2 separate regions of the Homo sapiens genome follow, and region 2 is linked to region 1. Evidence: read pairs that join two places in POLR2A ChIA-PET (ENCODE). Cell type or tissue: OCI-LY7. All regions are shown on one strand. Links, peaks and the distances in the headings refer to the core of each region. The heading gives the core; the rest is flanking DNA.

Region 1 (4,399 bases), core at 303-4,302:
ACACTGGGCAATCCACCCAATTGCCCATCAGAAACCTTTGTTATGGACATTCCCAAATCTTCTCACAGTTTCTTCTCACTGTTGACATACCAAAGAGACATTTCCAAGACTGTCTACTTCTGCTTTCCTCCGCCTACAAAGCTCCTAAGGCCTCCAGTGACAACATGCTTGAGTATCCTTATATCTCTTGGAGAGCAGGTTCATGTTCTGATACTAAGCACTTTCTGAATTTATGAGAAGAAAAGTAGTTCTCTGCCTTGGGGAGCATTGGCTAATAATTTTTAGATAATTAAAAACTGCCATGATATACATTCATACTAAATCCCAGCTTATGTTACTCTCCAGTATCAAAGGGTGAATGTTGACCATGAAAATAATGGTAACAATAACCACAATTTATTATTGCTTATTATTGGTGCCACACGCCATGCTAAGCATTGGGCCTAGGTCCTCCCTAGTTCTCCCAATATCCACCAAAAGAAACTGCTTCACATGAGTTAAAACTGAGGCTCAGAGTGGTGCAGGGACTGGCCCAAAATCACATAGCCATTTGAAATGTTAGAAGCCATTTCAGATCTAGGTCTTTTTATCTCCCTACCCACTCTAGCTATTATTTTGACATGGCATTGGTAGTTTTTACAATCCAATTCAAAAGTGTCTCTAGGATGACAAATTCAATAAAGGGAAAAAGTAGGGATAGCCTAACATTTCTCCCAAATAGTTGCTTCTTTTTCTTTTTAAAATTAAACTTTTAAAAAATTAAATAAAAGTAAGATAGACCTTGCTGAAATATGCAAAGGACTTCAGAGAACAAAATGGCACCCAAGAACTGTAAGAGCACAGCGTTGTTTTGGCAGGATGAAGTCCAACAATGTACATAGAAAAGATAACCATGTCAATAGTTAGCAGTGACACAAGTTAACTATTACTACAATGACAATGATGACGATGATGATGACATAGTTATTCCTCTCAAGAAGTTCTCTGTCTAGTGGAGGAAGTATTCAGGTAAACAAAAGATCATAGTACAGTGTGGCAAAAATAATGCACAAAGTGTGAGCAGGACTAGAAAAAGAACTCAATCTGGATGGGCAGGTGTTTGGGTGGGGACCACGGCATTGCATGCACACACAGACGTACACTGTGTGTGTGTGTGTAGAGATGACTGTAAATACAACTGCTTGTCTGTTCATATATGTGAACAGGAACAGATTCAGTTTCAGACAACTGCTGCTTTTATCATTCCTTTTCTTTGTGCCACATAGCACTGGGGTCTTTAGGAACTTTTTAGAAATACCACTTTGGCTGCTATTGAAGAGTATTTTGGATTTGTATTCCACTCACCAGAGGCTTCCATTGTAATACACAGGGGTAGGCAGGCAGAATGGAAAGAAAAAGAATAATGGTTTCTTAGGAAACTGAACACTACATTTCCTGTGATTACAATCTCAAGGCTAAAGCTCCATGCTCATTACAGGATTTTCTTGACAGCAGTGTGTCCCTGTCAAAAGGTTTTGAAAGAGTTTGAAATTAGGGTTTCTTTGGGTTCCAGGAGGCACTGGCTCAGGACTTTGGCAAAAGACCCTTCATCTGCTGACATTTCTTGAATGGCCTCGTTTAAGCCTAGCCACCTTGCCTCTTGCTCCTGGGACGTGGCTGCCCATAAAAGCAGGGTGAGTGCTCAGTCATTAGCCAGTTGTCAGTGAGTATTCAATGTCGCCAAAGTGCTGGGCTAGGCTTTGTGAGGGACACCAGATCCCAGTTCTTAGAGCTTCCAGTCTAGTTAAAGAAGTAGTACCAGCCGGGCACGGTGGCTCACACCTGTAATCCCGGCCCTTTGGAAGGCCGAGGCAGGTGGATCACGAGGTCAGGAGATCGAGACCATCCTGGCCAACACGGTGAAACCCCATCTCTACTAAAAATACAAAAAATTAGCCAGGCATGGTGGCCAGTGCCTGTAGTCCCAGCTACTCGAGAGGCTGAGGCAGTGCCTAAACTAGAAAAGGAGAAGTATTTCACTGGGCCAACATCGGGGGGTGGTGCTGCAAACACAGTGTCACAGGACTTTGAAGGTGGGAGAGAGCTGTCTTGCTGCATGTAGGTTTTTGGGGATGGGCAAGTAAATGGATAGATAGCCAGTTGAAAGGATGGTAGCATGAACAGGTGGGTGGATAGGTGGGTGGGTGGGTGGGTGGATGCCTGGATGGATGGATGGATGGATGGATGGATGGATGGATGGATGGGTGGGTGGAAGGATGGAAGGATGGCAGCCAGATGGGGCCGAATGGCCGGTTGATGAATGGGTGGGTGGGTGCATGAGTGCAGCAGCATTACACAGTATCTTTGAAGTCAATTAGACAAGAGTTGCTCTTCTGCCATTTACTAGCTACATGACCTCAGGAGATTTAATTAACCCTTTCAAACACAATCGCCTCACTTATAAAATAGGAGTGATAATACTTGCCTTGCAAGCTTGTTGAGAAAATTGAATGTGACAAGGCTTGTGAAGCACCTGGCATGTGGTAGACACATAATAAAGAGGAACTAGTTTTTTTTTTTTTTTTTTTGAGATGGAATCTTACTCTGTAGCCCAAGCTGGTGTGCAGTGGTGCAATCTTGGCTCACTGCAACCCCTGCATACTGAGCTCAAGCATTCTCATGCCTCAGCTTCCCAAGTAGCTGGGACTACAGGCACGTGCCTCCAAATCTGGCTAATTTTTTGTATTTTAATAGAGACGGGGTTTCACCATGTTGCCCAGGGTGGTCTCAAACTCCTGAGCTCGGGCAATCCACCCACCTCAGCCTCCCAAAATGCTGGGATTACAGGCGTGAGCCACAGCGCCTGTCTAAAACTAGGTTTATTAATATGAATAATGATCTAGAAAAGTTTCCAGGTGGACATGGGATTACAGCCAGGCCTGAAGAAAGGACCGGATGGAGATGGATGGAAAAGAGGAAAAGGGCGGTCTCTGACGAAAGGGCAGCACTATGAGAGTGTGTGCCTGGAAAAGCTAGAGTTGCATCTGGTGTCACTGAGGGGGCTCCCAGAGCCACAAGTTTGTGGGGCTGGAAAGGCAGATTGAAGCCTGAGTGTAGAGGACTTGACATGCTTTTCATGTCAAGTCACGAGATTTGGCTTTTCCCTGGAGATTCATGGAGGTTACTGAAGGTTCAGAAGGAAGTAGGAACGTTCCCTCTGGACCCCCTTTCCTCTAAGCCTGACCTTGACAACATCCGGACTTCCTTTGAACTTGGAAGCTCCTGGCTTCTTACAGTATTTATAGTTCCCCTTACCTTTTACAAGAAGCTGTGGACTTCCTGTGCCCAGGACAGCTGCAGGACTCTGGCAGCCAGCACTCTCCTCCCTCCCCAGGGAGCAGCTGAAAGACTGCTGCCTACAGAAACTCTCGGCTGACAGTTAAGAAGCAAGTGATTTTTAAAGATTAGATGATACAAAGGGAAGCAAGTCCCCTTAAACCTCCTTTGTCAAATAAATGCTACCTGTGAATCAGAGGAGCGATCTGCTGTGACTCACCCTTTCACAAGCCTCTGCAGAGAAGGCCGGCTGCCAGCTGATTTTCACGGCATGGTTCCAGGTGACTATGGGATCCCAGGGGCCCTGGGTTCAGGGGAGGGGCTGTGCTTTACCACCAAGCAAACCACACAGGGGGGCTGACACAGGAACCAAGAGGGTGCCTGGAAGGTTTCCTTCCATAGGAGGCAGCAGAGTCAAGGGGAGCGGTTCTGTTTTGCTTTTGGAAAGCAAGAGCATTAGAGCTGAAAAGTGCCTAGAATCCACCTCTTCTTAATGGGAGGTTCCCGGATACTCATCAGGAAGTTTGTAAACTGCAAAATTAGGTGGGTATGTGCATTTTGTGCAAAGAGGGCACATAGTTTTAATCAGATACTCTTGGTTCTAAGATCCTCTCTCTATGTTGTGACACCTAAACTCCTCATTTTGCCCACAGAGCATGATTCAGTGATTTGTTCAAAGCCACACCACCAGTGGATAACAGAGAAGAGAGAGAAAGCAAAGTCATTAGGCCTCTTTCTGCTGCCCTGGCCCCATGAGAGAACCTACAATAAGCAATCTGCTGTGACATTCTGAACATAGCCCCCTAGACAGAAATTAAATGTGTCAAGAAGGACCACTTTGAAAACCTTTGTGCCACCAGCCCCTTCCCTCCTTCCAATTAGCCTACTCCCACCCCATGACCCTACCTACCTATCAAGTCGGCTTCCTGTTAAGAGGACAACATGCTCTAGAGACAAGTATTTGCAGTTGGAGGATCCCTGAAGCTGCCTCTCAAATTCTCAAGCACTTAGGGTGGGAGTCGCTGAGCTACTGGCCTTCTTGGCTGAACATTTCAGGGGAAACAGCAGATTGAGAGTAAGCAAG
Region 2 (4,399 bases), core at 182-4,181, 66 kb before region 1:
GCCCAAGTAATTTATCACAAATCACGGGAAAGTGGTTCCCAGAAGCAGCATTTCAAGTTACTTTCTCTGTCTTCCCTGTGTGCTCTACCCTTTATTGTTGTTTTTATGTCATATCTGTTGACTTTTCTTTTTCTTTCTAAGTTTATAACACAGATTTGCTTTTTCTACTTTTTTTAACAATCTATACTTCTCTCAAAACGCTCCACCACACACAAAACTTTGATACAATTTATATGCTTTTAGCTCTCCAATGTCTAGTTTAGTTATTTTTCTCCTCTTTATCACCAGCTGCTTATAAAATATCAATATCCTGCCATCATCTGAAGATACAATTAACTTCAGCTGAATGCCCTTCCCAACTTTTCCTTTTTATTAAATGGTGAACACCCAACACTGAAAGCTCAGACTTCATTGTGTATGGTCATTCTGCCATTTCCATGAAGAAAGAAACTTTCTCCTGTATCTCTTATGTCTGAACTATCTGCCTGATTGCTCCACCTCCTACCCTAGGAGAGGCCACATAACCTTGTGCTGGATTTCAGCTACCCCTAACATAAGGTTTTCTTAGGTCCATTGCTTCTAAATTGAATTTATGGAAACCTTTTGTTTGTTTCTTTAAGTCTTCTGCTGAAAAACTGATTGTAAACTGAATTATCTACTGAGCTCACCTCTAAACTCAGCCAGGATTTTAAGGCCTTTGACCAGTTGATACTGTCCTAACCTAACTAACTTTGCTTCCCTGATTATTCCACAATACCCCATATTCGTTCTAGCCTCCCTATAGTCCCTGCATGTGGAAGGCTTCCCACTTTCCAACCTTAAAAATCATAGGTCCTTGAAGAACTAGCCAGTACCTCACCATGTCCACCAACCCATCATCTATTTCTCTCTCCTCTGAACTTCTAAACACTTAAAGTCTGTGCTAGAAAAGTTAGCAAATATACCCTAATGTTTCATGGTTTAGTCTGGACTATAAACCACATGGTTGAGAGAACATATATATGTTTGCCTCTCAGCATCTAGCCCAGTAATCAATTTTATCTACTTACCTACCTACCTATTCATTATTCCATTCTCTTCTTGCTCACAAGATCAATCCTTTTTGTTTCCACCCTAACCTGAACTGCTCACACTTCTTATTCTTCATTTCGTCTCTGTCACCACCCCTAACAAGAATAAAAAGAACTTTTTTTAACTAAAAATATTACTCTTAGCCCAGTATAAAAATACAAGTGACTTTTCAATAAACTCAAAAGTGTTAGAAAAACTGTCAAAGTAAAAGCTATTTAAAGATATTCAGTGGAAGGTGGAAAAAACTGAGAACTTTTAAGAGTTTTAAAGGAAAGATACTTTTTAAAACTCTCTTAAATATTTGACTATTGTGAATATACTTTACTTTTCTGGGACAACTCTGATTTCAAATATTCAGCCCCATTCTGAAATCATGTGAACTGTTTTGGTATTCAGAAAATATGACCACCATACAGCTAGTCATTTAATTTTTAACTTTCAGCACATTCCATAAAAGTGTACACACAGTATTACAAAGCTTAAGACTTGCTTTAATGAATAGATTAGACTTATTTGTAATTAGCAAAACAATTTTATGCATAATAAATAGATACTTCTCTTCTTAAGTGCCTAAGGAACTTGAAAGCGTTTGTTCTTTTGGTTGTTTTGTGTCGCTTCTGTTGTACTTATGTTCGTGTTACTTTAATTGATGAAAGGGTTTGCTAATACCAAAAGATTGGCTGGTACATTTTTAAGTTAATTTCATATCATGAAATGACATATCAGTTTATAGTAGTTTTTAAAATTCCGTTGTTAGTACATTCACAAAATAAGTTGATTTTTAAAGATTTATTTACTTAATCATATTGAAATCCTCTATGGTTTTCTCTTATAGGAAAACTAGGACTGGAAGAATATGCTGTCTTTTACCCACCAAATGGTAAGAGTAATGCTATTGCTTCCTCTAGTGGGAAGTGAAAAAATTACAACTTTTATAATCAAAATGTGACTTTCTTATTCTCTTTAATGGATAATCATTTATTATCTAAAATAAACCTTCCATAGAATGTATAATTTAATGAAATCCTCCACATTTGTGGTAGGTTTGTGCTAAATTATGCATACTCTCTCTGATTCTCCCTGGGACCAACAGTAAACCTGTGAGAAAGCTGAGTATGCTTAGATCTAAGTCCAAGGCACTTCATTTTCCTGTGAAGAACACTAGCTAATCCAATGCAGACCTTCCTTTTGGGTTTTTTGGAGCTGGGCTTTACTCAATTGAGTGGATTATCTTGTATTGCACCTTATTGTTCTCATAATTTGACCAATGTAGTATTTATGAAACAAAAATATTATTAAAAGGTATCACTGAAATCACCTATTTTGATGTTATAAAGTGATCAAATATATAATGACCTCATTAGACATTAAATATTCTTTTGAGATAACTAGACAGGTTTTAAGATATGCTTCTTGGAAAAGCAATATATAGCAGTCCTTATGATAATATTAAGTTGCATCCTGAAGAAGTTCTTTTACTCCAGCAGAGTTAAGAACATGGGTTTTGTAATCCAGCAGACTTGGGTTCAGATCCCAATTCTTCCAGCTTATCCTATGACCTTAAGTAAGTTACATGACTTCTCTGAACTTCAGGTTCATCATCTGTACCATGTGGATAATAGATTACATGAGATATGGTATATAAAACCACAAAGTGCCTGACATGTAGTGAGTGCTCAGAAGATGTAGCTGTTATGAGTGTGTTTAACTTTACTGATCACTATATCTAAAACTCATACGTGGCTTTGGCTTTCATGGCGCTGTTCTCTCCCTGTGTCTCTCAATATGGAATCTCAGTTTCATGGGCCATCTACCTCTGTCCCTCTTTTAATATCTCACTCTTGTTCTGCTGCTCTTCTCTTTTCTTACTTTTATCTAGGGGCTGCCATTTGCTTTTATGATTCTATCTATTGTTAATTACTCTAAAATATATCCAGTTCGTACCTCTCCCATAACTACCTAAAGCTTAATATGTCCCAGCCTGAACTCACTGTTTTATCTTCTTATGCCCACCCCCAAAAGAAAAAAGAAGAAACTAAATTAAAAAACAAAAAACAAAAACCCACCTATTTCTCTCTCAGTTAATTGAATTGTCATCTTCCTAGTAACTCAAGGCCATCCTAGATTTCTCTCCACCTTGTCCCCAACTCATCTAATAAGTCGCGAGGACCTTCCAATTTTATCTTCCAAATACGTCTGGAACCCTCTCTTCCACACCATCCCCGCTGCCTTGTCTCCTTTCAGTTCTTACTATCTCTAGCTTGTTAATTGCAACAACCATCTAACTGGTCCCTCTTCCCACAGTCTTTTCTAGTTTTGCTGTCTTTTACACTGCTCATTTGAGTTATACATCTAAAGTGAAAATCTGCAAATTGCCATTTTTCTCAAAGTGTTCTTAATGGCTTCCCATCTCTTAACAAGTGATATTCAAGCTTCTCAGCATGACATATGAGGACCTCTTGAGTCTGATCCCTATAGTCTACCTCCTAGCTTCATTTTCCACTATTTCCCATCTCATTTTTAATTATAGCAATATCAAACTATTTATTATTTATACCCACAGCTACATACTCTCACGAAAGCACTATGCTGCTTCCTGTCTCATCACTTCTCATGTTTCCATGCTTAGAATAGCCCATCTAACCTTTCTTCACCTGGCTGTCATCAAGCTCAGTTTAGGCATGATCCTCTTTCAGGAAGCTTTCCCTGAATCCCCAGGTTAGGCTAAGGGCCCTTCCTCTAGACTCCCATAGTACCTGGTCTAAACTCTTTGGTATCTCTAGCTATGTTATCTTGATATTGTTTGTTTATACTTTATCTCCTCCTCTTAATTGCAAGCTTCTTGTAGTTCAGAGCCATATCATTCATTTTTGTTGCCTCAGTATCTAGCATGTAATAGGACTGTAATGAGTATTTATTTGAACTCAATTAGAGGTTTGTTAATTTTAACTTTATATATTACCATTGTTACATCTATTATCCCAGAAACTTACTTTTATAGTAACTTTTTATATTTTATCTAAGAAGCAAGAAACAATAACAAAATACCTCTGAATAGCCAAAAGAGTTGTCCATGGACTCAAGTTCTTCTCTCCATCCATAGAAGTGTTTTTTCAACTTAGTTTAGAATATATTAGCTTTTACTTAACACACATGTCTAACAAATTGGTTAACTCTTTTTTATGCCTCCTACAAAAATAGAAGCATGGAAAAGGCTGATATAGATATGAAAAAATAGCAACAACAGTGAGAAGTAAAAAGGAGACTTCACAAAGGAAAATACAGGAGCTATAAAACAGCGTATTAGACCACTCCAGCAAATCAGTCT

Evidence for each region. ChIA-PET counts read pairs that join two places held together with the same protein. Peaks named below come from ENCODE experiments on the same cell type or tissue, not always from the same donor. Only the 100,000 strongest peaks of a DNase experiment are listed, where the experiment ranks them.
Region 2: POLR2A ChIA-PET joins it to region 1 with 11 read pairs; 2 of 35 experiments call an interaction of 5 or more read pairs at or near these places.

Annotation. Positions count from the first base shown.
Region 1 is chr4:26,784,554-26,788,952 of GRCh38, forward strand. It overlaps a transcript of TBC1D19 not described here. Among named protein-coding and RNA genes, the nearest start is that of STIM2-AS1, 74 kb to the right of the region's middle. RefSeq lists an enhancer at 3,294-3,413. In OCI-LY7, for the core only: CTCF peaks have their summits at 3,743 and 3,953; DNase peaks (open chromatin) are centred at 2,048, 2,528, 3,648 and 4,168; H3K4me3 peaks cover 1,623 bases; H3K27ac peaks cover 2,055 bases.
Region 2 is chr4:26,718,175-26,722,573 of GRCh38, forward strand. TBC1D19 (TBC1 domain family member 19) reads left to right here. Exons shown (of 21, transcript NM_018317.4): 15 at 1,907-1,951. Among named protein-coding and RNA genes, the nearest start is that of TBC1D19, 140 kb to the left of the region's middle. In OCI-LY7, for the core only: CTCF peaks have their summits at 1,959 and 2,158; a DNase peak (open chromatin) is centred at 1,967.